Regions from separate parts of the Mus musculus genome. Here region 1 is linked to region 2. The links are chromatin loops, found by intact Hi-C in ENCODE. Cell type or tissue: heart. All regions are shown on one strand. Region 1 holds the start of Gse1 (genetic suppressor element 1, coiled-coil protein). Region 2 has its middle 2.8 kb from the start of A330074K22Rik.

Region 1 (5,000 bases), 310 kb after region 2:
GGCTTGTGCAAGACTGGCCCGGCGTGCGCCCCCGCCCCGCGGCATCGGCGGCTTCTGCTGGCGCGGGCCCCGAGCGCTGCCCGCCGCCGGCGTCATCGGGAACAGATGGACGGGGGGTGCTGGCGCCCGCGCTCGCTCCCGGCGCTGTCCCGGCTGGCGCGGGAGGGAGGAAGGCGGGGGAGGCAGCGCGCGCCTGCGGAGCACTGCGCGGGCATGTCCCGGGGCAGGTTTGGGGCTGGCACCGCGGTGGAAAGTTGAGACCCGCAGCGGCGCTGAGGTTCCCCCCCCAACCCCCCCGGTGCGGTGGCCTCCGGGCTTGAAAGTCTGAAAGTGGAGGATCATTAAGAGAGCTGTGTAGAAAGGCCGGGCGGGGGAGACCCCGGGACCTCGCGACGACCTTGCCACCTCGATGGCTGCTCTCTGCGCGCTGGGTCCGGCCGAGGGTCCCCGGCTGCCTGGCTCGCGCTGTAACCTCGCGCTTCCCGGGTGGCGGGAAGGGGGTGTTTCTAGGGATCGGTCGCGTTGTGGGCGGGGACGCTGGGGCCCACAGTCCCTCTCCGCGCCGCCTGTGGGTGCCGAGGAATTTCAGGACGCTCCCTGAGTCATCCCCGTGAAGTGCCTGGGTGAGGTAGGGTGGGTGGGGGTGCCAAGAGTGGGAAGGCGGTGCGCTGGGGCCGGTGGCGCGGTGGGTTGTGCCAGTTTCTGGAGGCGGCGGCCTCGCCTCTGACCGCAACCCCAGCTACTTAATGATGCCCCTGGCGCAGCGGCGCCTCCGTGGACTTCTCGAACATGGGCTCTTTAAAGAACTAGAGCCCCCGCCGTTTGGCCTTCTCAAAAATTCCTTAAAGCGAGATGGAGACTTTGCAAAACTTTGGGACAGAGGCTCGTGGCCCGAGCTCTTAACATTAAGTCCTTTAAAGTTGTGGTAATAGATCAGGCATCTTGGAGATCGAGAGAGGCCAACGGCCTATATTGTGTGGTCCCCTCCACTCAGCACAAGGAAAGGCCTATCCCTCCCCTCTCTTAGTGGGTGGCCAGGTGCCAGGCACTGTTCCAGGCGCTTGGGGAGGCGGCTATGAGGCTCGGATATGGCAGGCGTGTTGTAAGCCACTCCTCCCTACTCTTGGAGATGAGTGGCCCGCGAGGCCTCTGAGAGATCCCCCTGGACTGTCCGGACAGCCAGGGTCGCCAGGAGCGCGGGGGGCGGCACCTACCCGGCGGGTTGTGACCGCGCTGGGTGCTCCGGGCGGTCTGTCGGTGCGCGCGCGTGCGCTTGCGGCTGAAACCCGACACCTCCCGCCGGCTGAGGTCAGGGCGCCGGGAGCGAGCCGGGGCCGGGGAGTGGGCGGCGTTGCGCTTGGGTGTGTCCTCAGCGGCGACAGCAGCAGGTGTTTCTTGGCCCAGGCCCCGGAAGCTCCACCTCCCCGAGCGGCGGAGCCGCCGCCGCACAGCCCCGGGTGAGATAAGCAGTTCAGACAAACCCGGGCGACGGTGGCTCCGGCATGTGTCAGGAGCGGTGGAGCAGCGGGGCCCTGGCATGAAAGGTGAGCGCGCGGGTGGGGGATGGTGGCGGGGGTTCCCTCGTTCTTCCTCTCCCCAAGTTTGTGGGCTCGGGAGGGGCGCCAACGGCCGGTGCCAGGTCCCGCGGGTGTGAGGGACGAGAAGCGCGGGGCGCGCGGCCGACCTGAAGCCACACTCGCGGCTGCGCGCGCGCGCGCTGGGCTCAGCCGGCTCTGCTGCCGCGGAAGTGCGCGGGGAAGTGCGCGGGGGCGGCTCCGGGGCTCGGGGTTGTAGCAAAACTTTGGATGGGGCGGGGGCGCCCAGGCAGGTGGTTGGATGGGGGGGGGGGTGCTTTACCTGGGGTGGCAGTCCAAGGGGCCTCCGAACCCCCCGCCCAGCCCTTCCCGCTCCGCCTGGATGCGCCTCCCCGCCCCCCGCGGCCGCGCTGACGGCGAGTGGCCCGCCCGAGTGGAGCCGATTCAATTATATTGCAGCACCAGAGACACCTCGTCGCCCGCCGCCTCTCCGGCAGGCTAATTAAATTCCCTTCTTGGAGGCGGAGCGGGAGCTGGGCTGCCCTCCCCGCTGCCCGCCTCTCCGAGCGCCGGGAGGTGGCGGGGGCCGAATAGGACTGCGAGGAGCAGGCTTGGGGCCGCAGGTCTGGGCATCGGAGCCGGGAGCGAGCAAGGGGCGCCCCCGCGCACCTGCCACCCGTGGTGGGGGTGCCAGCTCGAGTTGGGTCGGTTTGGTGCAAACCAGCCTTTGTCTTCCATGCATTTAAAGCACTCTAAACCCTTACTAGACCCCTGCGGTGCCTTATCTGTCGCGGTTGGGGCCCACACAGGTTGGGGTTTGAAAACAAGCGAGACCACCAAATGGAAGGGGGGAAAAAAACAAACCAAAATACAAGATCCTTTTGTAAAGAGGACCGGAACAAAAGGCGCAGCCTCGCTCTAGGAGGGAGCATCGGGCCTAAGCCGATTCCCAGCACTGGGGGACAAAGAGGCAGGAGGTCTTGGCTGGCCGCTTGGCAGTGTCTCAGTCTGAGACTGGTTTACCCCCTCTTCCCGAGGAAGACAAGGCCCCCCTGGCGAGCAGCCTTCCCTGGGCGTCCGTGTTACTTAAGCTTGGCTACTTAAGTGTTGCTTAGCCTGTGTTTACAGCCGCCCCCACCCGCAGGCGGGGAACCTGAGGCGCAGGCTGTGTCTGACTCAGCCACTCAGTCGCCCCGCCACAGGTGAGGGGGGCCGGGGCACAGGCTCCGACTGGCAGCGTGTGTCATCTGCTATGCTGGGTGTCACGCCCCACCGGGTGGACCGGAACAGGGTTGCTGGCAGCCTCCCTCGATGGGGCTCGCTGTGCCGAAGCCGCTTGCTCAACACTTCTCACAGCCACCGGGTCACGCCTGACCACCTCCTGGGGTGTGTGTGTGTGTGTGTGTGTGTGTGTGTGTGTGTGTGTGTGCGCCTTGATGGCTTGGTACAAGGTTGGCTTTTGTCGCCTGGTTTGGCAGCTGGAGCGGAGGAGGCTTGGGGGGAGGGGGCGCTGGTGAGCAGCCAGCCAGAGACCCGGGGTCAGCCACGCCTTCGGAAAGGAGGTGGGAGGCCTGTCCTGGCTTTGGGCTCTGTTGTGCCTGCCTTAGGGCAGGTTCCGAACCGGGAAGGCAGAGAGGCCAGATCAGGCCCTGACCTGTTGGGGGCAGCTAGTAGGATTCTGACCAGTTACGGTTGAAAAGGGGGTGTATATAGTTAGTTAACATTTTAAAATTACTAGGAATCAGGCCTTGTCAGGCCCCCATTAAGCTAACCTTGGGGCTGGCCTGGGGCGATTCTGATGCCTCCAGGTAGGTTTTTAATGGGGTGGGGGTGGTGGGAAGCTTCCAAAACAGCCTGACCCTTTGGAAGCCTCTGGTTGCTCTTGGCTAAGCTGTCCCTCTGGCAGGCAGGCAGGCGGCCTCTGGCTGTGAGTAACTTAACTTCCCTGTCTCTGGAGGAAGTTGGAAGCTGCAGATCTCAAAGGGCTGTGCGGTTTGCAGAAAGGCAGCCACCTCAGGGCCCTGCGCCTCTAGCCAGAGGAAGGGGGAGGAGAGGTCTGCACCACTTTGTGGTGGACCCTGGGCCTGCACCTTCCCAGCCAGGCCCTCGCCCAAGCCCGCCAGAGTCCTTCCCCAGCTGGCCTTGACCCTTCAGGCAGGTGTGGTCCATTTCCCCGGCTATGAAGGAGGTCTAGCCTCAGCTCCCTGCTGCTGGTCTCCTCCTCTTCCTAGAGACGCAATGAGTAATAGCCAGCTGCCGCTTTTTCCCCCCTTGCCCCCAGGAACCCGCAGGGGCTTGTGGAGTGAGCCAGCAGGGCCGGTTTTTCCTGGCTCCATCTGCAGCCTTGGAATGCCCAGCCTGGGTTACTCCAAAGCCTGGTGGGGTTGGATAGGAGCCTTCTGGGGGGGGGGGCACGTTAATTACCCGTGTTGTGGCAACAGCCACAAACCCTCTATGAGGCCCAACCCCCACCCCTTTCCCTCTCTCCCTCTCCTGGGATCTTAGGGCAAGAGAGCATGTTTAACCTGCAGAGAACTACGTTTGAGGTGACATTTCAGCCCCGTGGCTGTGCGGCAGACCTGCCGAGTCACTTTAATTTCTGCCCCCATGGAGTCTCAGATCTCCGAGTCCTGGCCAAATGCAGCCCGCCAGTACTGCTGGCTTCACTTCCCACTATGGCCTTTCTCTCCACCCCCCCCCCCCCACAAGGCACACAGGCCACAGCCTAGGAGGTGACGTTTCTGAGTGTTCCTGTCAATGAGAATTTATCGAGTGCCTCCTGAACCCGGCCTCGCACTCACTGCTGGGAGGTGTACAGACAGATGAAACGAGAGAGCATCCAACGTGCTGCCAATGTGCGCTCCGGAGGCCTTTTAATCTGGCCTCTGCAGAGCATCTCCCCACCAGCTCCTTACACTCCCTCATGCTCTCCACCCCAGCCAGATAAAGCTACTTGAGCAGTCCCTTTCTGGCAAAGTCCGTGTCCTTGTACAGGTTGCCCTGGGTCTGGTGGGCTCCAGGCACACCCGCTCTTCTCCCCTCGGTGCCTGTCTCTCTGTGCCCACCTTTTAGAGGCCAGGAGAGTGACAGCTAGCCTCAGGGAGACTAGGCCTGAAGGGATAACTGTAGTAACAGGGACATCTTGAGGACACCAGAGTCTGTTCTCAGTCACCATGAAAAATGGGGGAAAAGGGTTTGGCTGTTAGGGATTCTGAGGAAAGAGTCATCATTAACTGGAGTACGGGATGTGTGGAAAAAGGGGGGGTGTATTCTGGTTTCTGAGGATCATCATTGACTACAGTTTAGGAAAAAAGCACCTGGTATCCATGTCATGCCTCCATTCAGATGAACCCCCATCTCTGGGATGGGACCTAGCATCTGTATTGTTATTTACTGTTTTGTTGGGGTTTTGTTTGTTTGTTTTTTAAAATTTATTTTGCCCAGTGTAGTGGTATAGGCTTCTTA
Region 2 (5,000 bases):
GGGCGCGCTCTCCGGCGCCGCCTGGGCCCGCGCCGCCACCCGCCGGGACTCGGCAGCCCCGGGCACCGCCGCGGAGACCCTCGGTGCGCCCCGGGCCGCGTGCGCGCCGCCGCGCGCCAAACTTTGCGAGTTGGGCGCGGGGCCTCGGTGCGCGCGGCCCGAGCAGCGGCAGCCGCGGGGCGCGCGGAGGCGGACGCGGCGGCCGGGCCATGAGCGGCCGGGCGGCGCCGCTCTCCCGTAAGCAGCGGCTCATGGCAGCGGCGGGCGCGGCCCTGTCGTGCTTCATCTGCGGCGGCGGCATCGCGCGCGGCAAGGAGCTGAAGCTGCCGGTGAGGCCGGCGGGCCCCGCGCAGCCCTTCTTCCCGTTCCTGCAGCAGCAGGAGCCGGCGCCCGGCGCGCGCGGGCTGAGCGCGACCGATGGCTGCGTGCTGGTGTGCGCCGTGTGCCGCTGCTTCCTGGCCGAGCAGTGGGCCGCCTTCGAGCGCGCGCGCACGCCCGTGGACAAGCGCGTGTACTGGCTCAAGAGGCCGCATCAGTGCGACGCGAGCGCGGCTGGCCGGCGCGGGGCCCGCGAGTGGAACACCGAGGACGCGCGCGACTCGGAGCTGTCGGAGCTGTCGGACGCCGACGCGCTGCCCGAACCGGAGCCCGAGCCCGAGCCCGAGCCCGAGCCGGAGCCGGAGCCTGAGCCCGAGGATGCGCACGACTCCAGCAAGTCCGGAGCCCGGCGCCGGCGCACGGGGCCAGGGGCGCACTGGGCTCCGGAGCCGCGAGCCAGCGTGCTGAGGGGCATCCAGGAACCCTGGCCCGGCCCCGCTGCGCCCGACGGCACGGACGGCGCCGCCTCCAGCCGGCCCGCGGCGCCCCCAGAGCGCAGTAGCACCCCCGAGGGCAACGACGTCGCCGGGAGCCTCGGGGACGAAGGGCTGGAGCGGCCTCCCCGGATACCCGCGGACAGCCAGGCCCGCTGTTGCTACGTCTGTGGCTCGGCGCTGTCACCGGCCTCGCAGCAGCAGATCCACGTGCAGAAGCAGGAGACTCCCGCCCAGGCGCCCTTCTTCCCCTTCCTGTGGCTACATAGCCCCCCGCCCGGCGCCCAGCCCATCACTGAGGCGGGCAGCACCCTCGTGTGTCCCTGCTGCTTCTCGTCCCTCACACACCAGTGGCAGAGCTTTGAGCTAGCCAACGTGCCGGTCTTGCAGCGGCTCTACGTGGTGCCCCTGAACAGCCACGCCCCCGGCATGGCCTCCAAGGCCCGGAGACTCCCTAGGGAAGAGGTTCCCGCCCCCACCGCGGGGCTACTGCGGGAAGCCTGCTACCTCTGTGGGGAGGACTGTACACGGGATGCCCGGGCTGTGCCCTCCCGCCTTGTCAACGGCAACTCTGGGGGCTCCATGCACTTCCCCTTCCTTAGCCTCCTGCCCTGCCCACCCAACGCTCGGCCCCCCAACAAGCGCTGCGAGGTTCGCAGCTGCCCCAAGTGCTTCAGCGTCTTGGAGGACGTCTGGGCCCTGTACCGGGCATCGCACAACCGTGAGCTCATCAGCTCTGTGCAAGGCTTCCTGGGCAGGTACCACCAAGCCTTCTCTGCCTCGGACCCTACCCTGAGCGAACTGCCCGCTTCTGCGCAGGGAGGCCCGCCTGCGGTCTGCTACATCTGCGGGGCTGAGCTGGGGCCGGGCAAGGAGTTCCAACTCAGCATGAACCCCGCCAGCCACCTGGGCGAGAAGGAACCCTTTTTTCCCTTCCTCACCGTCTATCCGCCCGCCCCACGGGCCAGGCCTGCAGACTCCACGGGCCTGGTGGCAACCTGTGTGCTCTGCTATCATGACCTGCTGGGTCAGTGGCTGCAGCACGAAGCCAGAGCCGCTCACCAGCCGGTCAGCGCCTGGTCGAGGCAGTACCAAGTGGACACATTCGTGTGCTTCTTCTGTCAGCAAGAGAAGAAACGGTGTCTGGGGCTGAAGTCAGTGAGAGTGGCCAGGCTCCCCTTGTTCCTGTATACCCTGAGAGCCAGCCACAGCCTGTTGGTGGATGATGGCCGGCAGCTGATCATCGGTGCCTGTGTGGAATGCGGGACCCTGGTTTGTGCAGGCCAAGGGGTTGCCAGCCAGGGACCCATTGGCTGGAGCTCCCCAACGGCAGGAGTAACAAAGGTAAGTAGTGGCTTTCATCTCCTGGAGCATCAGTGTTGTCAAAAGAGAGATGTCTTCTGTTCCTCGGTGGTGGTATTGGTTCAGCATGGTCTGTCCCAGCAGGAGGCGTTTTCTTTGGTTTGTGAGCTTGGCTGACCTTGGAGGCATGGGGCAGGAGGTTGGAGGATCTGGGGGCAGGAGTGGTTGAATAGCTGCTGTTGGAATCAGCAGGCATGGGGCTGACACTGGGCGTGTTTGCTGCCCATCTATCAAATGGAGGAAGTTCAGGGCAAGGCTGTCGGATGCCCGATAACATTGGTAATTAGTGCAGCCACACAGGTCACCCGGAGGTCCCCGTCGCGAGTTCCTCTCACTAGCTCCTGGCCGCCTCCTCCTCCTTCCCAAGATTCTCACCCAAGTGCCTTTCGTTTGAGTCTTCCCGGTGGCTTTATGAAGCAGATGGCCACAGATTCCAGACGCGTAGGCATGGGACACAGGCGCATGGGACTCGGGACAGTGGCCTAGACAACCTTTGCAGTGGAAAGGGTCTCTTCTTTGCGAGTCAGCTGCTTGGAGTTGGGCAGAGGCCTGAGGCCTGTTCTCAAGATGCAGCTGTCTGCCTGGTAGGAGGTAGTCTAGACCCTGGGACATTGGGACCCAGCTTTGTAAGAACCAGGGTAGGAGCTGGCCAGGTGGCCCTGGGGAAGGGGAGTGACAGGCAGGCATCTGGTTTGTACTCACTGTTCTGCCCTTGGGCTGGGATCCTAATTCCTCCCAGACTGTCCTGTCCTGTCCTGTACTGGGCAGAGGCCTATGTGGTAGTGATAGGCCAGGGTCTTGCAGACAGAGACACAAAGGTGGATAGGTGGGACCCGCTCAGGAATGGTGGTTTGTGTGTAGTGTCTATCTAGGTCTTGCAATTTTGCACACTCACATGTGTGTGTGTACATGCACACATGTGTGATGCCTGAGCACAGGAAGGCTAACTTATGAAGCAGCCTCTGATGTGCCTGGGTACCCTTCTCCTGGCTCACAGTCCCCCTGCCTCACATACTGCCCTTATCCTTCGTCCCTAGAGTTGGCTTTGGACTGGAGGTACCTTTAAGGTTTTGAAGGCAACCCCCAACACCCCTCCCCCTATAAGCAGAGATTCACCTGCTTTTGGCGTGGGACACCCAGCCTTCCCTTAGCCACAGGTGTGTGGCAGTCTATGCTGAGGTTGTTGCTGGGTCTTGGAAGGGACAGCTCTGCAAGGCCTGAAGTGTGTCAGAAGAGCTTGGCTCTGGGGCAAGCCAGGCCTGGTCCCTGCCTGCCACTGCTGTCGTCTTCACAGCAGAGCTGTCTGCCAACAAGTTCTTATCCTGGCTGGGCTCAGTTCTCTTGGCTGAGAAGTAGGACTACAGGCCACATGGTTTGTAGGGACATTCTGATAATTAAGTGAATCAGGGGACATTTGAATGTCCCTGGCCAAGCTCACTGCATTGAAGCTGCTCCCGATGCCCCTCCGTCAGGGCAGAAGGCACATCATGTAAGGCTACAGCCCCTGGGGCCAGGTGCATGCTGGAGGTATGCTACAGCGCTGTGTGGGTGGTGGATGCTCCCTGGGGGCGTGGAGTTTTCACAGCAGAGTGTCTACCTTGTGCCAATTTGACCTCAGTAATCAAAAGAAGCTCAGGTCCCAGGCCAGCAGGGGTGGGAAGTGAGAGCCATCAGCGGGCCCCTTCCCCCACTCCTGTGTTCACCCACGGGGCTGAGCTGAGCATTCAACCAATTTCTGTCCTGTCCTTGGCCCTCACCTGTCCTGTGGACCTTCTTACTCCCACACTGAGACTCGGGTAAATCCCCAGACTTCTGCCTCTCTCCCAGCCAGCAGCAGGTGGCTAAGGGTTCCAGTCTGGAGTTCAGGGCATCCTCTGCCCCTTTGGGCTCAGCTCCAGCCGTTGGTTTGCCTGAGTCTCATTGGAACCTGGTTAAGTAGCAGAAAAGTACAGAGAATCCCTGCAGCCCTGGGGATGGGAAGAGCAGACAGAAAGTACCAGATCTGGGAGCCTTTGTAGGGAGGAAGATCTTGGTCTCTGTGCTGGAGGACAGCTTGAATGGAGGTATGGTTGGGAGAGGGATGTGTCTGCAGCCCTCAGAGATGATAAGACCAGGGCAGGCCTGTGCTGCAGTCGGGGGTGGCAGGCATGTCTCAGACTCCACTATGGCCGTGTAGGGAAGAAGAAGATCATTCAGCTCCCAGGGTCCAGGGATGCCGGGACGGAGCCCTCTGCCCTCTGCCCTTCCTCTGGGCTCCCGTTCTTCCCATTTATCCCACAAATATTTATAGAGAGCCTGCTCCGAGGCAGGCACTGTTCCAGATGCTGGGATCCGGTGGCAGGCACAGCCTGCAGCATCCCTGGGGAGGGACAGGCACAGAAGGTCCAAAGGGCTGTTTCCCGCAGCACCGGGAGCCGCGAGGCCGTCAGCCAGCCTGGGTGCAGTGCAGAGACATGTGGGAGCTGTGCAGAGGGCCAGGCTCCTGGGTTGTCAGGAGCGGAGACGTAGGTAGGCACAGCCTCTCCCTTGTCCCCAGGCCGGCTCCCCTCCCTCTCCCTCCCCTTAGCCCCTGAGCTTTTCTTTCAGATGCTGGCTGTCTGAGGGCTTAGCTGGGAAGCAGAAGGGCCTTGCAAGGGCTAAGAGGGGATGCTTGGTGGGAGACATGTCATATTGTAGAAACTCCTGGAATTTTGGAACCCTGGTAGGTGCTCCCTTGAGTGAATCAACTGGAAAACCTCTGAAAAAGGACTTGTGTAAGGAGACAGAGGAAAGGAAGGGAGGGAGATGGTACCGAACATCCTCCAGCTGGGATGCTGGCAGAGGACC

The links. A loop is a pair of places that touch in the nucleus more often than their neighbours do. Peaks named below come from ENCODE experiments on the same cell type or tissue, not always from the same donor. Only the 100,000 strongest peaks of a DNase experiment are listed, where the experiment ranks them.
Region 1: it touches region 2 in a loop (2.0-fold over the local background); 1 of 42 quality-filtered maps calls a loop at or near these places.

Annotation. Positions count from the first base shown.
Region 1 is chr8:120,536,019-120,541,018 of GRCm38, forward strand. Gse1 (genetic suppressor element 1, coiled-coil protein) reads left to right here and starts at 1,391. Exons shown (of 16, transcript NM_001145896.1): 1 at 1,391-1,544. The coding sequence starts at 1,538. 1700016A09Rik (RIKEN cDNA 1700016A09 gene) reads right to left here and starts at 1,708. Exons shown (of 1, transcript NR_151732.1): 1 at 874-1,708. Mir7687 (microRNA 7687) reads left to right here and starts at 2,678; the gene lies at 2,678-2,736. In heart, CTCF peaks have their summits at 2,082, 3,113 and 3,465; DNase peaks (open chromatin) are centred at 1,343, 2,033, 2,863, 3,563 and 4 weaker places; H3K4me3 peaks cover 4,767 bases; H3K27ac peaks cover 4,677 bases.
Region 2 is chr8:120,228,563-120,233,562 of GRCm38, forward strand. It overlaps a transcript of Gse1 not described here. Among named protein-coding and RNA genes, the nearest start is that of A330074K22Rik, 2.8 kb to the left of the region's middle. In heart, a CTCF peak has its summit at 2,254; DNase peaks (open chromatin) are centred at 839, 2,339, 3,499, 4,529 and 3 weaker places; H3K4me3 peaks cover 4,787 bases; H3K27ac peaks cover 3,090 bases; H3K27me3 peaks cover 1,754 bases.